Linked DNA regions of Homo sapiens: region 2 is linked to region 1. A link is a loop called in an ENCODE intact Hi-C map of the cell type or tissue named here. Cell type or tissue: mammary epithelial cell. All regions are shown on one strand. Links, peaks and the distances in the headings refer to the core of each region. The heading gives the core; the rest is flanking DNA. Region 1 has its middle 100 kb from the start of MFSD1. Region 2 overlaps IQCJ-SCHIP1 (IQCJ-SCHIP1 readthrough).

Evidence for each region. Hi-C counts contacts between places; a loop is a spot of excess contacts. Peaks named below come from ENCODE experiments on the same cell type or tissue, not always from the same donor. Only the 100,000 strongest peaks of a DNase experiment are listed, where the experiment ranks them.
Region 2: a loop joins it to region 1, with 18 times the contacts of the local background. A loop is called at or near these places in 1 of 110 quality-filtered maps.

What each region holds. Positions count from the first base shown.
Region 1 is chr3:158,899,835-158,905,176 of GRCh38, forward strand. No RefSeq gene overlaps it. Among named protein-coding and RNA genes, the nearest start is that of MFSD1, 100 kb to the left of the region's middle. In mammary epithelial cell, for the core only: no CTCF peak of the experiment used is centred there; no DNase peak of the experiment used is centred there; H3K27me3 peaks cover 336 bases.
Region 2 is chr3:159,811,780-159,817,121 of GRCh38, forward strand. All of the region lies in intron 4 of IQCJ-SCHIP1 (IQCJ-SCHIP1 readthrough), which reads left to right. All of the region lies in intron 2 of SCHIP1 (schwannomin interacting protein 1), which reads left to right. All of the region lies in intron 1 of LOC101928351 (a long non-coding RNA gene), which reads right to left. Among named protein-coding and RNA genes, the nearest start is that of IQCJ-SCHIP1-AS1, 46 kb to the left of the region's middle. In mammary epithelial cell, for the core only: no CTCF peak of the experiment used is centred there; a DNase peak (open chromatin) is centred at 2,612; H3K27ac peaks cover 2,657 bases.

The DNA of each region.
Region 1 (5,342 bases), core at 343-5,342:
GACAATGAGACAGCATTTCTGCATTGGATATGACGTAGGAGGAGCTGCCCTGGTGGGGTACCTCCAGCTCCACATCTGATTCTAGTGATGTATTTGCATGTATTTATGTGAGGATATTCACGCTGTTCAGTTTTCTTTCTCCTCAAAGGAAAAAAGGCCAGTCTATGTTGAAGTTGGAGAATAGGTTTCTTCCAAGATTTTGGGACCAGTCTAAGTTAGATTTGGAGAGTCACTCCAAATTAAGTTTGGAAATGCTAGAAAGGATGAGGAATGGACCACAAGCCTGCTAGAACTGGCTTAGGGATAGGACCATAACTGGAAGCAGGCAAGGCGGACAGTACAAGGAGGTGAGGCTTTAGTCCAGTTGCCACAGTTAGACCCTGGGGATGATGGTGGGATCTTAGTTAGGACTCTGGGTTGCAAGTGGCAGAAACTAACTCAAAATGTCTTAAACTAAAAGAAGATTTGTTGATTCATGCAGTTAAAAAGTCCAGGGGTTAATCTAACTTGAGGTATAGTTGAATCCAGATGCTCCAATCGTCTATTTCTTTCCCTCCAACTCTTTTGTTTTCCTTTATGTTGCTTCCATCTGCCACCTAGAAGGGTGCCTGACAGGATAGATATTTACAAAAGATTAGTTAAATGCATAAATGAATGAGCCCTTCAGTTTGGCAACCCCAGCTGAAATCCACATAGCCAGAGTCCTAGATGAACTCCAGTTTAGTCCAACTTGATCATGTGCTTAAATTGAAACCAATTACTGGTGATGGAGAGGATGGAACAAACTGATTAGGCTGGACTGGCTGGGCCTAGAAATAAGCAATACTTTGTTCAGTTTTATCTCTCCATCCTTTCTTGTATACTCCTTTAGGGAATGGCCTCTTATCTTTCTTTTGTATCCTCTGCAGAGATTGGCATAGTACTAATGCATAGTTTTTAGCGAACAAACGTTTGTTTTTTTCCTCTGACCAGAATGACTCTTAATAAACAAAGGTGCTAAAATAACTGGTTTTAACATCTCCTTTGAAAACTATGCAGCAGAAGATGTGAGTGAATTCAGAACTTCATATATTGCTTCCAAATCATTTTCATGTGCATAAATATAAGTGGCAAGTAGGAATTTTGAATTCATTCTAGTCACCACAGAAAGTTATCCTTTCCACATCTTTAATGCAATTAAAAGAGTAAAATTTAATGAATATATTATTTAACAGGAATAATTTTCACAGAAAAGCTTATCTTTTTATTGGCATATTAGTGGTGGGGGAAAAAAAAATCTAACTTCTATCCCTGGAGCAGAATTAAGAAATGGTTAATTTTTAATATATTTTCACCCAATTTTTACCTCCTCTATAATCAGCACCTGACTCCAAGTGTTGCACTGCCCTCTTCATCAGGAATAGGACTGTGTTATATGAATACTAGCAAATGGTACTGAAAATGAATTCAAGCAAATCAAAGGAACTTTACAAGTAGGCTTTTCTTTCTAAGTCCATGGGGAGCTGACTTTTCTGAAATGCTGGAATGTTTCAGTGATTTGGGCTAGCAAGAATAGGATAAAAAACAATTACAGACTGCAGAGGACTGTGTTTTTCTAACAGAAAAGGGAAGAGATTCTTTTTCCTTGGAGAATCATTCCATTTTATTAGGTTGGTGCAAAGATAATTTTGGTTTTTTTCTAATTTTAATGGCAAAAACTGGAATTACTTTTGCACTGACCTAATATATTTGAAATGGCCTTGCAATGATATAACAGAACAGCAATCTGTGTGGATCCCCTTTTCCTTCCAACTCTAACTTAACAGAAATGGAGATATACCCATGTTCAATGTAAAATTACATATACTTGCAGTATATTTATCCTACCTGATCACTATTTAGCTCTTTAACCATGTTCTTCCTACATCATTATTATAGCATTATCTCCTGAGAGATACTGTGTGTAAGACATATAATGATTAAAAAAAACCTATGTGACTGAACTGATACCTCAAATAAAAGCAGGCCTTTCATTATTTTATAGGCAGACCTGGTATTAAAGTGTCTGAAAATCAATACAGACTACCTTGATAAAGATAACTCTAGCATTCAGAATGAATAAGACATTAAACATCATTTTACGTGTGTGTATATTTATCTTTTGTTAAATCTTATCTTTCTCGGTCAGCTTCTCAGAATTGAGATTAGATAAACTGTTGGAGGGAGTGAAAATGATGATGATGCTGTACTGAGGTGTAACCAGAACATGTTGGGAGGATTTTGTGAGTGGTGTTTTATTTATATTCTGTATTTACATAATGGCCACAGATGTTATTGTTTTTCTTACCTATTATGGTAGATGACATTTGTGGTGGAGGACATGTATATAATTAACTCCTTGCAAATACTGTATTTTGCAAATAGATGGGAAATCTACTTAACAGGTCTAGATATCTTATAATGTTCTATTCAGAAAGTCTAATCATCCAAAAGACATCAGAACCACTACTACCAAATGCAATGAACAGGTTAAAAGGCATGACTAGTGATATCCTATTGGTTTGACAATTAATCTTACCTTAAGGTGGAGAAAAATCTGTCTAGGAGATGGACTAAAGGGATTACTTGTTCAAACCTTCCACTTTTCTTTTTGTAGCATTTTCTAAGTGCTGTCAAATGACACTACTTGAGGAAATCGTAGCTTAGTGCCTTCAGAATCTCTACAAAAACTACTAGGGTATTCAAATACTTTTGCTAGCTTAGAATTTACGCTATAAATGCAATGGGTGGAAAGGGCAAATGGAAGATTTTCTAAGTGTGAACTTTTTAAAAAACTGGGCTTTCTCTAAGAGTTTTTATTGTTTTTCAAAATATTAGCTGCACCATGGAGAATTTTAGTAAATACAAAACACTATTTTGAATCACAGTTAAATTTTGAATCATTCACGTACTCACTTTTCTCGTGTAGGCAATAACCAACATGTTACCATCTGAAGCTTCAGTGACCTTCTACTTAATTGTGCTAGACAATGAAAATTTAGTTAATATTCTTTAGCGTTCCTTTTGCTTAGTAACTTGTATTCATTTGTACCTTTCTGATGTCAACCTGATTGATTTTGCCTATCTGGGTGCCGGCGCATCTTTTGGAAGGAAGACTTGCTTTCCAGAATGTATTAATATTGATTGTCACCATATTGCAACCAGAGAGATGTCAGTGTGCACTTAGAATTTCATCTAGTTTAGTTAGGGTTCTGGTTGACAGAGTTTAATTCATATATAGATATTCTGAATGGTCCCTTGCAGATATTACATGAGGGCAGTAGAAAAGCCCTGCCCAGAAATCTCTCCCATTTCTAGGGTGCCTGAAATTCCACTTAATAATATTTACTACTTTGAGAAGAGATATATTTGACACATTTATGAAGAATGTAACTCTGGCTTCCAACTAGCCCAGTTTGTGCAAAGGAAACAGCTTCCCCAGCTGGCAGAATTAGGTTCAATGTGATCATCATGTCCAGCTATAAAACTATACTTTGCTAATAAAGAGTTTACTTCATTTATTTGGACCCTACACATTTCCAAAAGGGATTTAAGGAGGTTCAAAAATTATTTTAAATAACTCCATATGGGAGTTGTATTTGAATTATTTAAGCCTCATTCATGGGAAGTAGTGCAAACTGCTGTTCTAAACTTCCAGGCGCATATGCTTGTCATCCAGAGGTGATGAATAATGAAAATAGAAACAGGATCCTGAAAATTCACAAAAGAAAAAAAAAGTCTGTTTTTTGACAATATATCTCCCAGTGACAGATGATATTATATGTCTATAGTGTGAAGACTCTGTATTGTTATAAGATGTATTTTTAAAAATCTACTGTTGAATAGGTAATGTCAATGCATGCCATGTAATTCTAAATATGTAAATGACATACAAAAAAAGTGAGTTTCCTGCTTGCCCCTCTACCCCAGTTACCTAGCTCTTTTTAAGGCAATCACTTTTTTGTTTATTCTTCCTGAGACAATTTACACAATTTGTAAACATGTGGGTGTGTGTGTATTAATTCCTACATTAATAATACCATACCATACATTGCTTTGCTCCTTACTCTTTGTTTGTTTAATATATCTTGGAGACTATTTCTTATCTGTACATGTAATGCTATTTCATTTTTTAACGGCTTCATATTATTTCATTATATGAATAAACTGGAATTTATTTACTAGTTATCTATTTGTGGACATTTAGATTGTTTGTAATCTTTTGCTCCTATAAAATGTTTCAGTAAATATCCATATACAGGCCAGGCACAGTGGCTCACACCTGTAATCCCAGCACTTTGGGAGGTCAAGGTGGGTGGATCACCTGAGGTCAGGAATTTGAGACCAGCCTGGCCAACATGGTGAAACCCCATCTCTACAAAAATACAAAAATTAGCTGGGCCTGGTGGCGGGTGCCTGTAATCCCAGCTACTTGGGAGGCTTAGGCGGGAGAATCGCTTGAACCTGGGAGGCGGAGGTTGCAGTGAGCCGAGACTGTGCCACTGCACTCCAGCCTGGGCAACAGAGTGAGACTCCGCCTTAAAAAAAAAAAAAGATCTTTATACAAATATCTTACATATAAAGTGAAACTGCAGAGTCAAAGTGTATGCACACTTTACATTTTGATAACAATTGTCTTTCATTTATGTTGCATCAATTTATAATCTAACTGGTTATGTATAAAATTCCTTTCTTTTTATACTGTCTTCAAAACTCTGTGTTTTAAAATATTTTGATCTTTGCCTACCTAACAGGTTAAATTGCATCTCATTAGAGTTTTAATTGGTGTTTCTCTGAATGTAAATGAGGTTGCACATCTTTCTGTGTTCAAGAGAAATTCGTTATTTTTTAGTAAGAAACCTGTTCATCTTCTTTGCTCCTTTTCCTATTGGTTTGTTGGCTTTTTTTTCTTATTGTTTGTAGGACTTCTTTATTTATTAGATAAATCAATTATTTGTCTGGAATATGAGTTGCAAATATGATTTTGTAATTTGTTAATTTTTTTACTACTCAGAAATTTTAAATATTGGTGAAATTTATTGCTCTTTTCTTGTTTTTCCTGGATTTTGTGTCATACTTAGACCATTCTGACTCAGATTAAAAACAAGATTAATCTTGTTTTCTTCTATGCTTTTATGGTTTGATATTTCAGACTTTTATCTTTAATCCAGTTGGAAGTATAATAAAAAAAAAGAAAAGCTCAGAAACAACTAAGTAATACAAATTCAGCATTAATTAATAGTACTATTTCTATAGTATAAGTTAATCACTATCAATAAATTAATATGGAAAAGTTAAAAAAAAAGTGTGAAGTAATGACCCTA
Region 2 (5,342 bases), core at 343-5,342, 910 kb after region 1:
CCATATACATTTTAGGATCAGCTTGTCAATTCCTGCCCAAAAGCCTGCTGGAATTTTTATAGGAATTATGTTGAATCTATAGATCACGTTGAGGGGCATTGCTATTTTAATAATACTGAGTCTTCCAATTCCTTTATTTAGATCTTTCTTCTTATAATTTCTCTTAGCAATGTTTTGTAGTTTTTTTTGTTTTTGTTTTTGTTTTTTTTTTTGGCAGAGTCTTGCTCTGTTGCCCAGGCTGAAGTGCAGTGGTGTGATCTCGGCTCACTGTAACCCTGCCTCCTAGGCTCAAGCGATTCTCGTGCCTCAGCCTCCTGAGTAGCTGGGATTACAGACACGTGCTACCATGCCTGGCTAATTTTTGTATTTTTAGTAGAGACGGGGTTTCACCATGTTGGCCAGGCTGGTCTCGAACTACTGGCCTCAAGTGATCCACCCACCTTGGCCTCCGAAAGTGCTGGGATTACAGGTGTGAGCCATCGCGCCCGGCCTGTAGTTTTCAGTGTATAAGTCTTGCACTTCTTTTGTTCCTAATTTTTCAAGTCACTGTTATATGGACTTTCTGATACATAAGGCCAAATTGAACTCATGATACATATTCTTATCACCAAATAAAATGGAAAATTTAAACAAGTGGAGGTGTACTTAATATACATAAATGATATTTCTATGTTAAGGCCAAATGGTGCATTGTGTAAACGAACAGTTTCACAGTGGAAACAATGGAGAAAACCGAATTATTACATGGCGTGCATATCCAGTCCAAATGAACCTTGTCCTTACAGTCAGTACCGTATGTATATAAGCCAATAAAACAACGTCACATGGCACAATAATCAGTATTGTTAATTGAAATTAATTGTATTCTATTTTTGTTTATATTTTGTAAATTCACTTGGATTTGTATAAGTGTTATTAGCAAAAGGAATTTACACCTAGTTTTACATGTATTGGCTCAATATTTTTTTCCTTTAATAGGTGTTGTCTTAGTTCATTTTCTGTTGCCATAACCGAATACCTGAGAGACTGGGTAATTTATAAGGAAAAGAGGTTTGTCTGGTTCACAATTCCAGAGGCTGGGAAGTCCAAGAAGCATGGTGCTGGCATCTTCTCAGCTTCAGGTGAGGGCTTTATGCTGTATCACAACATGGCAGAGAAAGGCCGAGAACCAGAAGGGAAAGCAGGAGTGTGCAGAAAGGGACAAAACATGAGAGGCAGCCTTGCTTTATAACAGCCTGCTCTCTCAGTGACTAAGAGATGGTATTAATCCCTTTCTGAGGGTGGATTCCTCAACCAAATGCCTCTTAAAGGTTCCACCACCTCTCAACACCATTACGTTGGGGACCAAGCTTCAACATGAGTTTTGGAGGGAGCTGACCATATTCAAACCATAGCAGCTATCTATTTTGTACTCACTATTGTGAAACACTGGCTCTAGTTTTTTTTTACTTTACAAAGCATTTTCAATTCACCATCTTATTATTCTCACAGTAACACTGGAGCTTGGGTAAAATAGGGCTTTTTAAAATTCCCGTATTGTAAATCATGAAACTAAGATTCACAGAAATTAAGTGATGTTTGTAATTGTATACGTCCATAAGTGGCAGTTCTGTGATTGCTGAGTGCAGTAGCTCACACCTGTAACCCCAGCACTTAGGAAGGATCTCTTGAGCCCAGGAGGCAGGAGGATCTCCTAAGCCCAGGAGTCTGAGACCAGCCTGGGCAACCTGGGGAGACCCCGTCTCTACAAAAGTTTTAAAAATTTGCCATGTGTGATGTGCTCCTGTGGTCCCAGCTACTCAGGAGGCTGAGGTGGGAGGATCACTTGAGGCCAGGAGTTCGAGGCTGCACTGAGGAGCGATCACACCACTGCACTCCAGCCTGGGCAACAGAGTGAGACGCTATCTCAAAAAAAAAAGAAGAAGAAGAAGTAAAATTAGGAGTTCAGGCTCCAAATCTCTTACTCTTTCCTCTATATCTGTATTGATTATTGATCACTTCCTTAAACCCTGCTAGGATACAAGAGAAATATAAAACTTTTGGAAAGCTTTATAGGTACCAAGATAAAACTAATATGAAGCATAGTAAAGCTAGGGTTAATATAATGGAGGCCACAGCCCAGACTCTAGATTCTAGCAGCATCTATAGAAAACAGACAACTATCCAGACCTGAGAGTTGAGTGGGAAACACGCCCTGAGCAATGCAGAAGATGTTGTCAGGCAGCCCAGATCTACAACACTCCCTCCACCCGCTTCCAGGAGGGAAGGACTTCCTTCTTCAGCTGCTGGTAATGTTGGCAGCTGACAGTGCTCAGCTGAGACCCTCTTCGGGATTGCCTGTGGCTGAGGAGAACTAGGATGCCCAAGGTAGGAGCAGTAGCAACCCATATCCAAAGACAGGTTGATGCTGGGACATGAAGGCCTGGACCTTTCACCCGGCTTGGATCCACTTTGAACGCCCAGCCCCGTTGCAGAGCATCCTCCTGGATCAGTCAGGCTTTTGTTTGCAGCTGCATCAGAATTCAGCCTCTCCCTCTGCCCTGTTTTACTGCCTGTATTCCCTCACAGGTGTTGCCCCAGAGCACTCTGAATAAACTTCCTGCCTGTGAATCTCTACCAGAGAGTCAGCTTCCTGCACCCAGTGCTCTATAAGGTTTCTAGGCAACAGGAAATGCCCTAAAGGCCAGAATTCCTCTCGCGGGTATAGCAGAGAGTAAACAGAGTAGTGTTTTGTAGTGGCTACAAAAGAAAAGGGCAATGGTGGTGGACTTTAAAAGACAGGATGAGCTGTCAGCCCTGATGGGGAGCCCCCAGAAAGCTGTAGCTGGCCCATGTGCCGCACATTTTGCCGAGTAGGGATACTGCCGAGCCCCCGATGTTCTGTTTGTAAAGTGGGTGTGTAGCCCAGGTATCAGCTCTCATCTTCACTGCCAACTGTCCTCTTCAGCTGCAGTCCTATGAATTGGGCCCTGAAGCTGGAACCGGAAGATCTGATTTTAGATCTCCCTTGCCAATTTTGTGGCTTTGTGATTCTAGAAGTTGTATTTCTCGTTTGAAAAATGGGTATGCTTTGAGGATTGAAATGATCCTAATTTCAGGGGCTCTTCATGAGTGTCATGCGACAGGAGGATTTCATGGTCAAGTAAGTCTGGGTGACACTAGGCCAAACTAAGTTTAATTGATTTCTGAGGATTTCTCAGTCTTTTATATGTTGCTTTTCCTTCTGAGTTCCTTAAGGAGGGGGTGTAATCCAAATCATCTGAACCCATCAGGAAGACTTCTTGCTGCGGACACCCTCCATGGAGCATTAATAAGCCTGGATCTTGCTGGAGTCATGTTGAGAAGACCTGTCCCATCCCATAATGGACAGTTAACAAATTTAAAATTAGACTCTCTTGATTACCGTGGTCTGCACTGCCCTAACCTTAAACCAAGTTAGGAGTCTCAGAAATATCGGAAGAGTTCCCAGTGATGCTGGCACTCATGATCGATGTGTTTTTGGTTATTTACATTTGGTAAGCTGTAATTTACCTCAAGGATACCTCCAAATCTGTGTTCAAGACATGTATGTTTTAAAGAATGTTACTCTCTCAAGCTTTTAGACTGGGGAGAAACGTGGCTTTCCAAGGCATACACTCTCCCTTGGAACAGTAGTAGCCATCATGTGTTGGAACTTATAGTTGACACCTTGGGGGGATGAAATGATATGTTGAAAAGGACGCCGAAGGTGTGTCTGGGCTGTGGGAATAAGAGTGCTATGATGCATTAGTGATGTCGCCCATTAACAACAGCATTCTCCACCTTCATTTTAGACCACAGTTAAGTTTACCATATATACTCCTTTACCTTTTGAAGACAGTAGGAGAATAAATTATTTAAACCCTCTCAAGTGCAGTGTGTTCAAAAGTAACTCATCATCATCTTCTCCCCTTCTATGCCAGTTCTCTCCATGTCACATGATGGTGGTGGTCTCCAGGAACACACCCATGATTCCTACCTGGTCTTCGTTTCCCATAACCCATCAGTCACCAAGTCTTGCCAATTTACCTTCCAAATGTGTCTCAAATCACTCCCCTTCCCATCCCAGATGCCACCCCCGTTCTGCAAATGCTATTAACTGTCACCTCAACCTCAACATAGTCTCTCTGCCTCTGGTCCTATTTATTTATTTATTTATTTATTTATTTGAGACAGCATCTCTCTCTGTCGCCCAGGCAGGAGTGCAGTGGTGCAATCTCAGCTCACTGCAATCTCTGCCTCCCAGGTTCAAGCGAGTCTCCTGCTTCAGCCTCCCAAGTAGTTGAGATTACAGGTGCATGCCACCACACCAGGCTAATTTTTGTACTTTTAGTAGAGACAGGATTTCATCATGTCGGCCAGGCTGGTCTTGAACTCCTGACTTCAAGTGATCCACCTGCCTCAGCTTCTCAAAGTGCTGGGATTACAGGTGTGAGCCACTGTGCGGCCTGCCTCTGGTCCTTTTTTAAAATGTATTTTATTTATCCATTTTTGAGATGGATCTTGCCCTGACACCCAAGCTGAAGTGCAGTGGTGCAGTCATGGCTTACTGCAGCCTCAAACTCCTGGACTCAAGGGATCCTCTTGCTTTGGCTTCCAAAGTAGCTAAGACTACAGGCAAACACCACAGCACCTGGCTTTTTAAAAATTAATTTTCATAGAGATGGGGGTCTTGCTTTGTTGCCCAGGCTGGTCTCAAACTCTTGGCTTCAAGTGATCCTCCTGCCTCAGCCTCCCAAAGTGCTGGGATTACAGAGGGGAGCCAGCCCGGCCTCTGCCTCTGATCCTGTACTCTTTAAGCTCCTCCCCTAATCTACCTACCTGACTGCCTATTCAAGTGTGTCTCATTCTCAAACACTGTAATGACTTCCTCAGGGTAAAGCCTAACATAAATTCAGCACTACATAACTCCTATATCAGCCCTGCTGACCTCTGGTCTCATTTCTTACCACTCCCTTGTACTCTAACAAAACCAGTCTGCTGACCTGCCTAACTCGTGCTGTCTCTAGCTTCCATGCCTTTGTTTTTGTGGTACCCTTTGCCTGAAATGTTTTGTCCACTCTATCTCTTTCTTGCTCAGTTAATTCCTACTCATCACTGAAACGCAGAGCTCAGACATCACCCACTCCAGAAAATCTTTCCTGACCCCCCGGCTTGATTAGAGCCCTAACCAATTATATATATTGTGCTATAAATAAATAATATAAATATGATATATAGTATAATTCTTTGTTTATGTGTCTATCTTTGCCTTAAGGCTGGGACTGTGTCTTATCTCTGTATTCCTTGAGCCTGTTACCATGCCTGCATTTATCTCAAGCGCT